Regions from separate parts of the Homo sapiens genome. Here region 2 is linked to region 1. Evidence: read pairs that join two places in POLR2A ChIA-PET (ENCODE). Cell type or tissue: Panc1. All regions are shown on one strand. Links, peaks and the distances in the headings refer to the core of each region. The heading gives the core; the rest is flanking DNA.

What was found. ChIA-PET counts read pairs that join two places held together with the same protein. Peaks named below come from ENCODE experiments on the same cell type or tissue, not always from the same donor. Only the 100,000 strongest peaks of a DNase experiment are listed, where the experiment ranks them.
Region 2: POLR2A ChIA-PET joins it to region 1 with 9 read pairs; 11 of 35 experiments call an interaction of 5 or more read pairs at or near these places.

The regions. Positions count from the first base shown.
Region 1 is chr6:21,789,974-21,795,357 of GRCh38, forward strand. All of the region lies in intron 3 of CASC15 (cancer susceptibility 15), which reads left to right. Among named protein-coding and RNA genes, the nearest start is that of CASC15, 130 kb to the left of the region's middle. In Panc1, for the core only: no CTCF peak of the experiment used is centred there; no DNase peak of the experiment used is centred there; H3K27ac peaks cover 2,354 bases.
Region 2 is chr6:21,600,053-21,605,436 of GRCh38, forward strand. It overlaps the pseudogene BOLA2P3. Among named protein-coding and RNA genes, the nearest start is that of SOX4, 9.0 kb to the left of the region's middle. In Panc1, for the core only: no CTCF peak of the experiment used is centred there; no DNase peak of the experiment used is centred there; H3K27ac peaks cover 1,754 bases.

The DNA.
Region 1 (5,384 bases), core at 246-5,245:
GTATACATAATATAAAATTATCATTTAAGCCATTTTTAAATGTACACTTCATTGGCATTAAATACACTCATATTGTTGTGTGCAATTGTTGCCACTATTATCTTTTGAAAGTTTTCATCTTCCCTCTCACTCATAAGTGGGAGTTGAACAATGAGAACACATGAGAGGGGAACATCACACTCCGGGGCCTGTCCGGTGGGGTGGGGGTAGGGGAGGGATAGCATTAGGAGAAACACCTAATGTAGATGACAGGTTGATGGGTGCAGCAAACCACCATGGCACGTGTATACCTGTGTAACAAACCTGCACGTTCTGCACACGTACCCCAGAACTTAAAGTATAATAAAAAAAAAAATAAAGTTTTTATCTTCCCAACCTGAAACTCTGTACCCATTAAACACTAACTCTTCATTCTTCCCTCCCCTCAGCCCCTGGCTACCACCATTCCACTTTCTGTGTCTATGAATTTGACTGCTCTAGGTACCTCATGTAAGTGGAATCATGCGGTATTTTTCTTCTTGTGACTGATTTTTTCCACTTAGCGTAATGTCTTCAAAATTCATCCATGTTTTGGCATATGTCAGAATTTCCTTCCTTTGTAAGGCTGAATAATATTCCATTGTATGTATATATCACATTTTGTTTATTCATTCATCTGTTGATGGACACGGGTTACTTCCACCTGTTGGCTATTGTGAATACCTCTATGAACATGGGTATGTAAATATCTGGTCAAGTCCCCATGAAAAGTGTCTTTGTGATTAATTATTATTATTTTTTGAGACAGAGTTTTGCTCTTGTTGCCCAGGCTGGAGTGCAATGGCACAATCTCGGCTCACTGCAACCTCTGCCTCCTGGGTTCAAGTGATTCTCCTGCCTCAGCCTCCCAAGTAGCTGGGATTACAGGCTTGTGCCACCACACCTGGCTAATTTTGTATTTTTTTAATAGATATGAGGTTTCACCATGTTGGTCAGACTGGTCTGGAACTCCTAACCTCAAGTGATCCACCCATCTCAGCCTCCCAAAGTGCTGGGATCATAGGTGTGAATCACTGCGCCCAGCTGTCTTTGTGATTAAGTAAAACACCCTGATGCTGATTTAGATACCGATTTAGCAACTTTAAATATTATGGTATTAATAATAACCATTAATTAATAATAAAGCTTTTTATGTAAAGTGATTGGAATGAGTTTGTCAGGTATGAGTTATAAAGGCCTCCAGAAGCATATGGGGAAGTTAAACACATGGCAATGAGAACTCTTTTAAGAATGCACCTGGCTGGATACCATGACCTGCTTAAGATCTGTGTTTTAGAATCGTCATTGAAAAGAAATGTTGCAGCCAGGCACAATGGCTCATCCCTGTAATCCCAGCACTTTGGGAGGCCGAGGTGGGCAGATCACTTAAGGCCAGGAATTCAAGACCAGCCTGGCCAAGATGGTAAAACCCCCTCTCTACTAAAAATACAAAAATTAGCTGGACGTGGTGGTGGGCACCTGTGATCCCAGCTACTCAGGAGGCTGAGGCAGGAGAATCACTTAAACCCGGGAAGCGGAGTTTGCAGTGAGCCGAGATCACGCCACTGCACCTCAGCCTGGGTAAGAAAGTGAGACTCTGTCTCAAAAAAAAAAAAAGAAAAGAAAAGTTGCTGCATGACAGACATCTGGAAAAGTTAAACTATAAAATGACTTGCAAAATTAACATCCTCTGGTTAACCAAAATCCTCAAAGCAGAGGGCAATCTGGTGTTTGGGATGTGAGTCCTCTCCTCTAGAGGGTCAGGCTTATCGCTTGGAAAGCAGATTAGCACTGCTAGCACACACCACCTAAAGATACGCTTCCCATCCTCACATTCTTGGTGTTTTCAGTGTTTCGTCTTATCTGTTGTATTCTTTCAAATTCCTTAAGCTTAACCACAGACAAGCTCCTTCTTGGAGTTAACACTATTTATCAAGTATATACCGTATGACCAAGCTATATATTACTGCTAGCTGATGTTTATTCATACTTGGCCCATGTTAGGCACTGTTCAGAAGCCCTTTACATGTGTTGTAAGTTATTTAATTATTCCTTATCTCTGTTTGTTTGATATCAGCAAAACTTCATTTTACAAATGATGAAAACGAGACACAGAGAAGTTATCTTGTTCAAGGACATAGGAATTGGCAAAGCCAGAACTTGACCCCAGGGGTCTGACTTCAGACCATGTATCTTTTTCTTTTCTTGTTTTCTTTTTCTTAGAGACAGGGTCTCGCTGTGTTGCCCAGGCTGGAGTGCAGAGCAATCTTGGCTCACTGTAGCCTCAAACTTCTGGGCTCAAGATATCCTCTTGCCTCAGCCTCCCGAGTAGGTGTGTGCCACCACACCTAGCTAATTTTTTTTTTAAATAATTTTTTTGTAGACATGGGGTCTTGCTATGTTGTCCAGGCTGGCCTTGAACTCCTGACCTCGAGCAGTCCTCCTGCCTTGGCCTCCCAAAGTGTTGGAATTATAGGCACGAGCCACTGCACCTGGCCCCCATTTACCTTTGACTGCCATGGCATGCTGACCTGCATTTTACTGTTGATCAAACTTATGAAAACACTCTCTAGAGGATGAATTCTCTTTCTTTCTTTCTTTCTTTCCTTCCTTCCTTCCTTCCTTCCTTCCTTCCTTCCTTCCTTCCTTCCTTCTTTTTCTTTCTTTCTTTCTTTTTTTTTTTGAGACAGAGACTCACTCTGTCACCCAGGCTGGAGAGCAGTGGCATGATCTTGGCCCACTGCAAACTTTGCCTCCTGGGTTCAAGTGATTCTTCTGCCTCAGCCTTCTGAGTAGCTGAGATTACAGCTGTGTGTCATCACACCCGGCTAATTTTTTATGTATTTTTTGTAGAGACGGGGCTTCACCATTTTGGCCAGGCTGGTCTCGAACTCCTGACCTCAAATGATCTGCCCGCTTAGGCCTCCCAAAGTGCTGGGATTACAGGCGTGAGCCACCGTGCCTGGCCTCTAGAGGACAAATCTTTTTAAGGTAAATAACAGAGCTTTTAAAGTCAGGAGTTCTCTGTGTCTCTCTAGGAACCCATGCTGTATTAAATGGCCACAAAGTAGTTTGGAAGTTTAGCATCAAAGGACTAAGGTTTCTTCTGAACACAGTGCCCTTTATTCCACTTTTTAAGGTAAACACACTTCAAAGAAAAGGAAATTTTAAAAAGCCATGCTTTTTTAAGGAATGTAATATATTTTTTAGAACGGTATTATCACTCTTTATGAATTCATATTTGGCAAAGAATTTTCTGGAAATATTAGGAATCAGCCTTACTCAGAAATTTGGTGTTAAAGGTTTGTAAAGAATATCTACTTATGCCCATTCATAATTAACAGGGATTCTTCTTTTTCTTTTAAGGTTAAAAAAATTTTTCTTTTTAATTATTTCAGCTTTATTCAGGTTGAATAAGGGCATTCCAGCCAAGCAAAGTAAGGTGAGGGGTGAGAGGGGTTTCAGGCGGAGAAAAAAAACACGTAAAAGGACACCAAGTTGTAGCATGGTCTGGCCAGCGAACTTTAAATAGGAGGGAAGTCCATTATCATGGAAGGAGCAGGGGCTTCGGGAAAGGTTTAAAAAATTAATTATTCTTGAGTTTTGGTTTTACCCTCTGTGAAAAGAGGTAATTGTTGCTCTTTTGAGGATTAGAAATAATTTTATGTTTGTTTTTTGCTTTTGTTTTTTTTTTTTGAGGCAAGGTCTCACTCTTGTCACCCAGGCTGGAGTGCAGTGGTGCGATCACAGCTCACTGCAGCCTCAAACTCCCAGGCTGACACAATCCTCCTGCCTCAGCTTCCCAAGTAATGAGGACTACAGGCATATGCCACCATGCTCAGCTAATTTTTAAAATTTTTTTGTAGAGATGGTGTCTTGGCTATGTTGCCCGGGTTGGTCTAGAACTCCTGGCCTTATGCAATCCTCCCACTTCGGCCTCCCATATTATTGGGATTATATCAGTACAGGTTTGAGCCACTGTGCCTGGCCAGATAATGTATTTAAGTTGTTCAGCAAAGGACCTGACACGCAGGTTTCCACATTGATATTATCATTATGTTGCTATCAGTTTTTTCTTTTTGACTTTTGATTTGTTTTCCTGAATAATATTACATTACATGGTTCAAAACCCAAAAAGTGTAATGTTCTCTCTTTCGTCTTTGTGCCTCATCTGTCAAGTCCCTTCTTCCCTGTCCCTGCAGGTAACCACTGTCCTGTTTCTGATGTAGCCTGCATTGTCCACTGATGCTCTGTGGGAATATGAGTATCTCTTCTGTATTTCCTGCTTTTACACAAAAGGTAGCATATTGTACGCATGCTTCAGTGTCTTCCTTTTGGTTTTCACTTAACTATACATCTTAGAAATCTTCCCATATCAGTTTATAAGGGGCTTCCTCTTATAAGCGCCATATATATATACACACATATATATATACACACATATATAAATATATATATACATACACATATATAATATATATACACATATATATATACACACATATATAAATATATATATATACATATATATGTGTGTGTGTGTATATATATATATATATATTTTTTTTTTTTTTTTTTTTTTTGGACAGAGTCTCACTCTGTTGCTCAGGCTGGAGTGCAGTGGCGCGATCTTGGCTCACTGCAACATCCGCCTCCCAGGTTCAAGCGATTCTCCCGCCTCAGCCTTCCAAGTAACTGGGATTACAGGTGTCCGCCACTGTGCCCAGCTAATTTATTTTTATATTTTAAGATTCAGGTGGCCAGGCACAGTGGCTCATGCCTGTAATCCCAGCACTTTGGGAGGCCGAGATGGGGAGATAACCTGAGGTCAGGAGTTCAAGACCATCCTGGCCGAGGTGGTGAAACCTCGTCTCTACCAAAATAAAATAAAATAATTAGCCAGGCATGGTGGCTGACACCTGTAATCCCAGCTACTTGGGAGGCTGAGGCAGGAGAATTTCTTGAACCTGGGAGGCCGAGGTTGCAGTGAACCAAGATCATGCCATTGCACTTCAGCCTGGGAGACAAGAACAAAACTCTTGTCTCAAAAAAAAAAAAAGATTCACAGGTAGTTGCAGTATAGTCCAGACAGTTCCCATGTGCCTTCACTCAGCATCCACCAATGTAACACCTTACATAACCTTAGTACATAGTCAAAACTAGGAAATTGGCTGGGTGTGGTGGCTCACGCCTGTAATCCTAGCACTTTGGGAGGCCGAGGCGGGCGGATTGCCTGAGTTCAGGAGTTCGAGAACAGCCTGGGCAACACGGTGAAACCCCGTCTCTAATAAAATACAAAAAATTAGCTGGGCGTGGTGGCATGTGCCTGTAGTCTCAGCTACTCAGGAGGCTGAGGTAGGAGAATT
Region 2 (5,384 bases), core at 288-5,287, 190 kb before region 1:
TTATTTCGGAGGGTTCTCCTGTTAGAACTGTTTCTTTTCCCTTGACTCTCTATGTAAAAGCAGATGTTTTAAATATTTCCTTTAAGAATTTTGATAACATTGGTTTAAAAATAAAAGCTGAAATGTGTGTGTCCTTCCTGTCAGGTGGTAAAGTAAGAAGCATTTTTGTACAATGTCTTTTTCTCTGAGTCTGTTTTCATTCGTAAGGGATACTTACTTGTTAGGTGGTACAAGGCATCCTAAACCTGCGAAACCAAACAGTTTAGTGTGATTTTTTTCTTACAGATAATTTGGATCAATAGAAAAGAGTAAGTTTCAGATTTTCTTTTAAGAATATCCAGCAATTGCTTCTGGCCCTGTGTTCCATCACAAATGTGAATCAGTGATACTTGCTTAAGCAAGTTTTGTCAATTCCTAGTTGAATTCCTTTAAGTGCCAAGAAAAAAAATAAAAAGCATGTAAGCTGAGAGGGTGGGCCCAGCTCCTGGGAAGGCTTTTAGGGTTTGTGTTTACCCTGCTTTTGAGGGTACTAGGGGAGCTAAGGGATTCTGAGGAAAGCAAGAAAGCAAAGGGTTAAATGGACATCAACATTTACCAAGGGTTTCCTGTGTTTGTAGGGTACACACAAATTAGAAGACATGGTCTGGGGAATACTATGGGTCAGAATGCTTAATCATGAATTTAAAACAAATTCAGGGATCCCAAGGAAGTATTTGAAAAGAGAGAAATGTTTAAAAAAAAATTTTTTTTTTTTAAGAATACAAACCCATCTGGCCGGGCGCGGTGGCTCACGCCTGTAATCCCAGCACTTTGGGAGGCCAAGGCGGGCGGATCACTTGAGGTCAGGAGTTTGAAACCAGCCTGGCCAATATAGCGAAACCTCCTCTCTACTAAAACTACAAAAATTAGTTGAGCGTAGTGGTGCACGCCTGTAATCCCAGCTACTCGGGAGGCTTAGGTAGGAGAATCTCTTGAAGCCGGGAGGCTGAGGTTGCAGTGAGCCAAAATCGCATCAGTGCACTCTAGCCTGGGTGACAGAGTGAGATTCTGTCTCAAAAACAAACAAAAAAATACAAACCCATCTACCCATTTGGATTTCTCAGAGTGTAAGGTTGGTATGCTTTATTTCTCTTTCTGGTGGTTTTTGTTTTGTGCCTCCTCCTGGCACCCCTCCTATTAAGGCCTACAAAATACCTCTCTAACCCATATTCACTAGGGTTTACTCCTACCCCTCTGATTCTTCCTGAAAAATGATATCTCCATACGCATTTCTCAATTTTCACTATCATTTGAAAGCTAAAGTGGAGGGGTGGGAAGAAAGCATCTCCAGACATCCGCATGGTGTTTCAGGCTCTGCCAAGTGTCTACCACCATTCCCCTGTGCCCAGGATAAAGTGCAGAATTCACATGCTGCTCTTCAAGGCCCTGCACAAAAGGGTTTTAAGCCCAACTTTCCAGTTCTTCCAAATTGCAGTATAACCAAACTGCTCTTTCCTGATAGACTGGAATTCTTGAAGGACAGAAACTAGGCATTGAATACTTCTTGCATTCCCCAGTTTGCTTTCCCTGCTTCTTTTCACATAATAAATGCTAAATTCTTATTTCTTGACTTTACATGGTTTCCATGGGTTCCTAAGAGCTTCCAACAGGCATTTGCATTTTATGCTGCTTGTGGTAAGCGCCAGCGCCGGATTGCATGAAAACCTGGATTAGAATGCTGCCTCTGAGACCAACAAGCTGGAGGACCTTGGACAGATTTCTCAGCCTTTTTAAGTTTCCGTGTTTTAAATCGTCATATAGAAAGAGAGCTATCTAATGTAGACAGCTGTGTTGGGAATAGAGTGCAGCGGCACGTGTGTGACATGTCGTAATGCCTGGCCTACCCCATGGGCTCGGTGAATGCTAGAACCTGACCTCATGGGTGGTTCTAAAAAGCTAATGTGTGTAAAGCCTAACACAGTGCCAGCAACACAGAAGATGCTTTAAATTCTAAAAATGGGGAGCAAAGCAGCGTGGCCGGGGTCCGAGCTGGGGTTCTGTCCCCACTGGGCTGTCGCCCCAGCTGGACTACCACCATGGAACTCAGGGCCGAATACCTCAGGGAGAAGCTGCAGCGGGACCTGGCGGCGGAGCATGTGGCGGTGGAGGACAACACGACCCTCAACCATTGCGCCTGTAGCTTCTGGCGGTGTCGGCCAAGTTCGAGGGGAAGCCGCTGCTTCAGAGACACCGCCTGGTGAACGCGTGCCTAGCAGAAGCGCTCCTGCGTATCCATGCCTTTGAACAGAAAACCCTAATCCCAGAGCAGTGGGCCCGTGAGCGGCAGAAATGAGGGACTGGGACCTGCACAGCCATTAAATTACAAATCTGGAAAAAAAAATTTCTAAAAATAAATCTCCTGAATCAATGTTTCTCAGTCTGCTACACGAATCCCCAGCATCAGAATTACCTGGAGATTCTTGTTAAGGGTAGCGATTATACAGATCGCCAGCCACCGTCAGACTGTGGGGATGGGGCCTTAATGAGCCCCCCATAGATTTCCAGTGCTCACTGAAGTTTGGAAATCAGTACCCTCACTGTATTTTAGCATATTCTCACAATAAGTATGCAGGCGAGGGATTATGACGCCCTCATTGTTTTAACATGGAGAAATTGAGTTGAGAATGGCCCAATGGCTGATCTGAGGTCACAAGATCAGAAGTGCCAGAAAGGGTATTGGAACTCTATCTCCTGAGCCCTAGAATCAGCCTAGAACTTATTTCTCTAAATAGATGTCTTCTCCATTTCTACCCAAGGCTTGGTCCCTTGGCAAAAATTGGCAGTCCCTGCACTTCCCTCAGCCCTCTGACTCCTATCCATTTTCTCAAGGATGCCCTTCCACCATCCTTGTTAAAAGTTTAAGTTTGGGCCGGGCGCCCGTCGCTGGTGCCTGTAATCCCAGCCCCTAGGGAGGCGAGGCAGGGGGATCACCTGAGGTCAGGAGTTTGAGACCAGCCTGACCAACATGGTGAAATCCCGTCTCCATTAAAAATACAAAAAAATTAGCTGAGTGTAGTGGCACATGCCTTTAATCCCAGCTACCCAGGAGGCTAAGGCAGGAGAATCGCTTGAACCTGGGAGACAGAAGTTGCAGTGAGCCAAGACTGTGCTATTGCACTCCAGCCTGGGCAACAAGAGTGAAAATCCATCTCAAAAAAAAAAAAAAAAGTGTAAGTTTAAGTAATTAGCCAAGTTAATGTGTGTGTGTGTGTGTGTGTGTGTGTGTGTATTCCAGTTAAACAAATGTGTGCTAAAAGATGAACCCAGGGACTGATTTTTGGTAGAAGTATCCAAGGCAGAGAACAGAAATAATATAAATATAGTGCCTGGAACTTCTGCTTTGTTGTTTAAAAGGCAGAGCTTCCAGCAAGTGAGAAAATTGGAAATTATTCAGAGCACACTCAGCCTTTATAGAGAGGGCTATCGTCTACCCATTATATCCTAATGAGATTGACCGTTGGCTACAGTTAACTTGAAGGGTTTTATGGTTTCCTGCATGTGTTGTTTTCCTTCTCTATGTTAAAAAGAAGAAAAAAAAAAACTCTCACATCACTAAACGGTATTTCCCAGGGGGATGTCTGACTAGGCTGCTGCATTTTGGTTTGGGCCTTAGTTAACAATGGACCTCTATGTGTGTATGTTTGTGGATACAGGTGATAATAAATTTAGCCCATTTTATTTTCTTTTGACAGTTTCAATTCAGGGCAGTTGGTTTATGGGGTACCGCCAAACAAGCCAGGCCTAAGTCAAGTCATGGCAGGAAGTTTCTTGTAGGGCCTTCCTTTACCCTGCAGATTTTTTGTTGAAGGACAAAGTTCTAAGTCATTTGTGGACCAATATACACAGCTGCTTTGCATCATACGTAAGACATTCTAAGGGTATTCCATTTGAGTGTTTTTTTTAAAGGGCAGGACATTAAGAAACAAATGAAATATCATTTACTTAGCCCACTTACTTCTTTAGATATTTTTCCAAATACATAATTCTTTGGATTAGTTTTTAAACACATAATGAATGTGCTATTTCCTGACATAACATGCAGTTGAAAGGCAAGTGAAAACACTATTATCCTTAGTAGGTAGGCTCTCTCCAGGCAGTGAATGCCCAGCAGTGTAGGGCGATGGTTGGCTAATACATGTGATGCATGTAACTGCTTTTATAAGAGCTAAGCAGAAGGAGCCTGTTGAATGATCAGTTAGCTCCCGTTGTATATGTGGTTAATTGTTACTTTCTTTCCTACCGGCCCCTGCCCTAACTTCCTCAGATCAACACCTAAAGCCTGTGAAAATAGTCTCTTCTGGAACCCCTGACCTTCAGTCTCTGCCCCTGCTTTCTCTCTTCCCATTCCCACACTTTCTATGTGGACCTTTTATCTCTCCTGTTTGCCAATCCCCCTCAGACTTTGAATAATTTATCTGAAGTTCCTGGGAAGTTGTGGGGCTGTCTGTAGTCTCAAAATACACTGCACTTTGTTCCTTCTCTAGGCCGAGGTAGGTCCAAAAGCCTGTCTTTGAAAGAGGTGGTACTAAGTACATTGAGGGATTTACTAACAGTTTTAATTTTTTGGATGAGCACCCAATGAATCCAAAAGCTGGAGGAAAGAAAAAATAAGGGGCAAAAGATGAAGGTGAATACTACTTTGTAATTCTGATATCTCCCAAAGAATGTCAAGTAAATTAAGGGAACACTGATTAAGATTTCCAGTTCCTATTGTTATAACAATGTATTTTATACATGTCTTTTCAAATACATGAGAGTTTTCCTTGAGTAGTTACTAGAAGTGGAAAGTGCTGGATCTTAGTCTTATAGACATAGGCTTTTGACAGTTTCCGTACCCTGGAGCTGGTTAGGCGTAAAGTGGTTTGAGGAGAGAAAAACTAGTGATATGTCTAAATGAACACAGGTTAAAAAGTAAACCAAACTTTGAAACAATCATTTTAACCCCCGGAGAAGGTGAATAGATTATTTTAATATGTAAGCAGATACATCTGCAAATCATACTGAGATGATTTTTCTATCCCAAGTGTCTGATAACATATATGAATAGAAAAGCGAACAATTACAGAAACAGCCTTGACACTGACATGGTGACAAAGTATGGGGATTTTAGTACTTCCGAAATAAACATCAGAACAGAGATCAACTCTCTTCGGTCTTTTTCTTCTTCCATTAGAACTCATCAGGCTGATTCCCATTTCTGCATTACTAGCCTTACTTTTTTTTTTGCTAGGCTCTGTGATGCAAGGAACAGAATCACTCAAGTAACCTGAAATCATGGGGCTTTATTACAAAGAGACACGGGGCTTTATTACAAAGAAACACAAGACTACAAGGGAACTGAAAAT